2 separate regions of the Homo sapiens genome follow, and region 2 is linked to region 1. Evidence: chromatin loops called from intact Hi-C (ENCODE). Cell type or tissue: OCI-LY7. All regions are shown on one strand. Each heading gives the region's core, and the rest is flanking DNA. Links, peaks and the distances in the headings are about the cores only. Region 1 has its middle 150 kb from the start of LNX1-AS2. Region 2 has its middle 210 kb from the start of LNX1-AS2.

The links. Peaks named below come from ENCODE experiments on the same cell type or tissue, not always from the same donor. Only the 100,000 strongest peaks of a DNase experiment are listed, where the experiment ranks them.
Region 2: a loop joins it to region 1, with 2.0 times the contacts of the local background. A loop is called at or near these places in 4 of 110 quality-filtered maps.

What each region holds. Positions count from the first base shown.
Region 1 is chr4:53,743,160-53,746,077 of GRCh38, forward strand. No RefSeq gene overlaps it. Among named protein-coding and RNA genes, the nearest start is that of LNX1-AS2, 150 kb to the left of the region's middle. RefSeq lists a silencer at 1,791-1,850. In OCI-LY7, for the core only: a CTCF peak has its summit at 1,574; DNase peaks (open chromatin) are centred at 452, 1,422 and 1,782; H3K4me3 peaks cover 946 bases; H3K27ac peaks cover 2,500 bases.
Region 2 is chr4:53,803,330-53,806,247 of GRCh38, forward strand. No RefSeq gene overlaps it. Among named protein-coding and RNA genes, the nearest start is that of LNX1-AS2, 210 kb to the left of the region's middle. In OCI-LY7, for the core only: a CTCF peak has its summit at 1,626 (motif pointing left); a DNase peak (open chromatin) is centred at 1,602.

The sequences.
Region 1 (2,918 bases), core at 147-2,646:
TGTACCTTCTTCTGGGATATTACAAAACTAACCAAGGGCTCTAGAATAAACTTAAGGCTTACAAAGAAGTGATTTGGGGCTTTTATATTGTGGGGGAAGGTGCAAAGGCTTGGTGGAGTTTTGGTTGTGAGGATGAGAGAGGACTAACAAAGAATCAAGAAAAAGTCAACGTGATACCCAAACAGTTTAGAAATGGAGTCTGTATATTCTCATATGGCGTCATCTCACCCACAGGAGAGCTCAATTATTCTTTTTTCCCCCATCCTAATCTTGCAGCACACTTGAAAGGGCTGGAAGAAATCTTACAGTATGACATATGGGCACCAATTAGGCTTTTCTAGGTCTAGGAAATAAAATACTAACTTCTATAGTTGTTCCTAGTGAAAGATGCAAAGTAATTTGTCTCCTGGAGGAGTATAGAAGCATTTGCAATGGTTTCCTGTTTTGCACACTGCCCTTGTCTATGCCAGCTTGTTGTCTTGACAAATTTATTCTCAATAGCAGCAGGACATATGCTTATGATTTTCGGAATGGAGGCACTAGAGATAAGCTGGAACCTGTCGCTGAAAAATGAACCCCAGTGAAATTTTTTTGTAGCCCCATATTTCAAGATATGTTGGTTATCCTCCAGAAAGTGCCCAAATCAACAAAATTGATTCAGAGATTTGTGCAAACTTCTGACACATACACAGACCATATTTTAAATGACACATAAACATTGACTTTATACCTCGTCTCTTCGGTCTTGGCCCTCGTCTCCCCCACCCAACTGCCACAACTTGGCAAATACTGACAACTAGAAGGTTTTTATTTATTTAAACAAATATCTGGTGAAGAAAGAAAGTGGAATAGTCAAATTTTGTTTGTGGTTGGGCAGGTGGTGGGGAGCAGGATGGGGAAGAATCAAGAGAAGTCAGCAATGAACTTCATCCTAGTCCAGTAAACACTGCGGTGTCTTGGGTGACCTGTTATTTCCTTGCCAAAAGCAAAACAAGGGCACAGGCTTGATATAGATGGGGAAAGTTTGTGTATACCCTTTGACTCAACATCTCAAAACCAAACTGGTCTATTGTAAGTGAGTTTGCAAGTTGCTTTCTCTCTCTGAGTCTCAGTTTTCCCTATCTGTAAAATGGGGTTAATAATACATAGTTCTTAAGATTGTTAGAGGACTAGATGATGTATCCCACATAAAGCATTAAGTATTCTGGCAGGCACATAGGGAGTGCTTAGTAAAAGGTAGTGCATGCACACACACACACACACACACACGTGTTCACACAAACCCACACAATGTCCTGATTATGGAGTTTTGCATGTCATCTTTATATAGTTGAACATTGGGCCTGTGACTACAGTCCTTCCACAGATAGGTGTCCTAACCATCTGTAGGCTCAATGTAAGAGCCACCCAGGTGTTTGAGTGACAGAATTATTCAGAGAAACCCACTTCAAACCTAGACAGAGACAGCTCTCCTTAATGACTCAGAGCATCTGCTTTCTAGCCCCAAAGAGGCCATTTAGATAACAAAGGCAAATTTGAGATGTGAAATGGCTGATAGCAGCCCCCAAATAGAGCAGGTGTGGGGTGGAATAAAAGCCCTCTGTTGTCCATCAGTGTCAGCAGCACCTCTGTGTGAACGGTGGCGCTGCTGGAGCCTCCCATATAAGGCAGGAGATGGAGCTCAGGAGCCAGGGAGTGGGGCTGGAAAGCTGGTGAACAGAAGGTCACTGCTCAGCCACCAAGCTGATGAGACCTTGAGAGGAACGTTACCCTACAGCCTCATTTGCACAGGAAGAAACCGAGGTTAGCAGAGATTCAGTGAGTTGCTGGAGATCTACTGTGAGATGGAGGCAAAACTAAGAAAAGGAACTCAGTTCTCCTGCCTCTAGCCCAGTCAGTTACTTCTCCTGTACCTCCTGGGGTCATCCCACCTGGTCAGAGCTTGAGAGTATTTATTCTGAGCAATTCTCCAGAGCAAGGAGAAGAAAACTGCCAAGGAAGGAAGAGAAAGGAAAACTCTTTTTTAAAAAATGGGGGGACAAGTTATTTTTTAAATATAAAATTGAATCATACTTACTAAAGTTAAACAGTTCAGTACTATAAAAAATAAGAAGTATGAATCTCATGCTCTTCATCAAACACAGCCTCCCCCATCCCATTCACCAGAGGTAAAAACTGTTAACAATTTTTAGTATGTCTTCCAGACTTTTCCTAGAGATTTATATTTATATACTTTTTTAAAAACACAGATGAGATTACACAATACATACTCTTCAGAAGGTTGCTTTTTTACTTAATATGCTACAGCTACCTTTTGGTGTTTATACTCATTGTTAAAATGGATCTACTGTGTTTCATCATGTGGGTGTAACATGATTTATTTAACTGGTTCTCTAGAGATGGGCATTCAGCTTGTTTCCAGCATTTTTCTCACTAGTACAAACAGCAGTAAGCATCTTGTTCAAATACCCTTGTGCAAGTGTGTGAGCATATCTTTCCTAAATGTTTTAGAGTTAGGTCTAAAGGCATACACATTTTAAATTTTAATAGATTTGACTCACTATACTTTCAAAGACTGAATCAATTTGTGCTTTCACCCAAAGTTATCCTTTCCCTACCCTCATCAACACTTGGTGCCAGCCATCTTCATACAGTTTTCCTTATGTTGTTTTCATGGATGTTCCTGAATTCCAAGTAGAGTTGGGCATCCATTTGTATTGTGAATTGCCACTTGTACTTCCTTTATAATGAGCTGTCTTTTATTATGAGCTGCTTGCTTTTATCTTTGGTCCGTTTTTCTCCTTGGTTTTCACCTGTTTTTCTTTTTGGCTTTGTCAATCAAGAAAAATGACCTCGACAAGTCTCAATCATTTTAGGGGGCTTATTTGCCGAAGCTAAGGATGTGTGCCTGGGAGACA
Region 2 (2,918 bases), core at 294-2,793, 60 kb after region 1:
GTGAAAACGCAGATAACTGGGCCCTGGACCTCTTTGTCATGCTACCTGGAAATAGAGTATCTGTATTTGAATATTCTCCCTAGGAGATTTTTTTTATAAACTGGCATCTTGATAAAATTTAATAATTTTGGACTATGGGATATATGTTTCCATTTCATTCCAATTGGCATTTGCTCCACACTTGGTGGATGCTGAATGCATAAGAGACAATGGTCCCATGTTATAACTAGAATATAGATAAGTATCTTTAATAATAGGGTTAGTGTGGTGCATTGAATTATTAGCCTCAGCTTTGCACCTCTAGAGCCACATCCTTGCCTTTGACCTTATTTTGGCAGAGAGCACTACCCTGCCTCTTGACTTTGCATTCAGTCATGTGATTTGCTTTGGCCAATGGAATGTCGACAGATGTAGCAGTATACAATCTGAGCATAGACCCAAGAGATCTTCCATATATTCATGTGCCCTGTTTCTCTTCCCCCAAATCCCTGAGAGGAGCTTGCCCTAAACAGTGGCTGCATTTCGTTCTGGGTCCAAAGTGAACATATTTGGAACAATTCCCCACATAAGTTCAACTGGACCCATAGTTTGAAGCAGAGCCTCCCCAAGAAGCCAAACCTGGTTCAACCAACCCCAATGTCACTGACAGATTCATGAGAAGAAGCAGTTGTTTTAACTCACTAGGCTTGAGGGTAGTTTGTTGCACAAGGTCATTGTAGTAACAGCAGCTAACCAGTACAGTGAGGGGTTGGAAATATCTTTGGGGGATTGCTTTGGTTTGCTTGGGGGTTGATGCCTTGTCTTGGAGGTTAATGTTTGGTTTGTTTGGGGTTTGTATTGAGGAGGCAATTTGTAGAGTAAGCAGTTGCAACTTCGTTAGAAGGGATCTTTCTGGGTCCCTGGTATGTGGCCCTAGCTCTGTGGGAATCCAGAGGAGATGAAGAGGAAACTGGTGTTTATTGTCAGTATTATCAACAGCAGCAACAAATATTGGGTGCGCCTACCATGTGCCAAGTACTAGGTGGGGATTACGAGAGGAATAAGGAAAGACCCAAGCTCTAGAAAAACGTACAGTCTCTTTGCAGGACCATTCCTGGGTTTCATTAGAAATATCTGAATATATTGTCTCAGACTGGCCAGGTTTCTTGTAGGGCTTGCTAGTTGAGAAATTAGATCCTTAAAGGAAAAATATTCTCACTGATTCTACCCACCATTCTCATCTTTACACCCAACAAAACCTCACTAAGAGGTTTCTGAGGAGCCAGAAGTTGGATGGATTAACTTGGAGTTAGTGAACTGCAGAAATCTCTTCCCACTGGTGGTTCCTGTGGGTTTCAGAATAGCAAAGCTGAAAGTTCACTTGATGTATTAAGCACAATCAAAAATCCATTACCTCCCTGAGGCCACTACTCCTCCTTTTTGGTTGAGACTGCTACCCAGGACCAGCTACATAATTTGTGAGGCTCAGTGCGAAATGAAATTCAGGGCCCATTCAAAAATTACTCAGAATTTCAAGACAGCAAGCACAGAACATTAAACCAGGCGTGGACCCCTCTGAGCTTGGGGCCCATTGTGACTGCACAAGTCTCAAGCCAGGAAGCTGGCTCTGCTGCCACCTGCAGGTAGTGCAAATAGCTGATGTCTACACATATGTAAAAGGAAGCACCAGCAAAGTTTCCAGTCCTGAGTGGATTTGAGAAGATGGCCCTGCAGACATTCATTCAAAAAGCTCTCATGGTGCTGACCCATTCCAGACCTGCCCTGCCCCCTGCTCAGCCCACTCCAGTTGCTGAAGGACAAGGGTGGACACCAGTTACCAGGAACCATTCTGCAATTCCAGCAGCCCTCTGGCTGGACTTTTTCTCCAATCATTCAGAAAACATTTGTCTGTGAGCCCCTCGAAGTGCTTCAGATGCAATCCAGACTTGCCCATGGACTTGAGCAGTTACAGCTGTATTGTACAGGTTGCATAAAGGAACTGCAGGAGACTTTCTATTGCCATGAGGGCGACTGCCCAGGGCCCAGGGCTCAGGGCTCAGGACAGCATAGAAACACTAGTGCCAGATTCCACCATGGTGAGAGAATTGCCTCGATGCTGCAGAAACTCCAGGGCCTCCCAGATGCACTATCACTCTTATCACGTGCAGACATTTGGCAGACAGGCCTTCCTTTGAAGTCCCAGCAAAATGATGGCGAGTTCTCCTGCTAAGGAACATGTGGCTGGCAACAGGAGGAAGAGTAAAGTGGCGGTCCCTTCCTTTCCACAAAAGTTTAGGAGTTGGCATTTCTTTTTCCACAGTGTTAGAGCTTCTGCTATTGATGCAAAGGGCTAAAAGCTGACCTGCTCCTTTGTCATCTTGGAAAACCTCAGGACAATGCTTAAGACCAAGGTGAAATTACCTATTTTGTGTGCTCCTGATTTTCCTTAAAGAAATAAAAAAGGGAACGATTTGGCTAAGGATGGACATGGTCTAAATCAGGGGTTCTCAAAGTGTGGTTCTCAGATTGTAACCTCTTAAAAATATAGATTCTTTCACTTGAACCCGGAAAACAGAGGTTGTAGTGAGCTGGGATCGAGCCAGGGCACTCCAGCCTGGGCAACAGAGCAAGACTCCATCTCAAAATAGATAGATAGATGATAGATAGATAGATGATAGATAGATAGATAGATAGATAGATAGATAGATAGATACACAGATTCTAGACTCTGCTCAGATCTACTGAAGGAGATACCATGAGGGCAGGACCCAGCAATCCATGTTTAACAATCCTTCTAGGTGATTCTGATACACCATTGGCCTAAATAGCAGATCCTCATTGCCTGTATATTAGTTTGCTATGGCTGTCTTAACAGAGTACTGCAGACTGGTGGCTTAAACAACAGAAATTTACTTTCTCACAGTTCTGGAGGCTGGAAA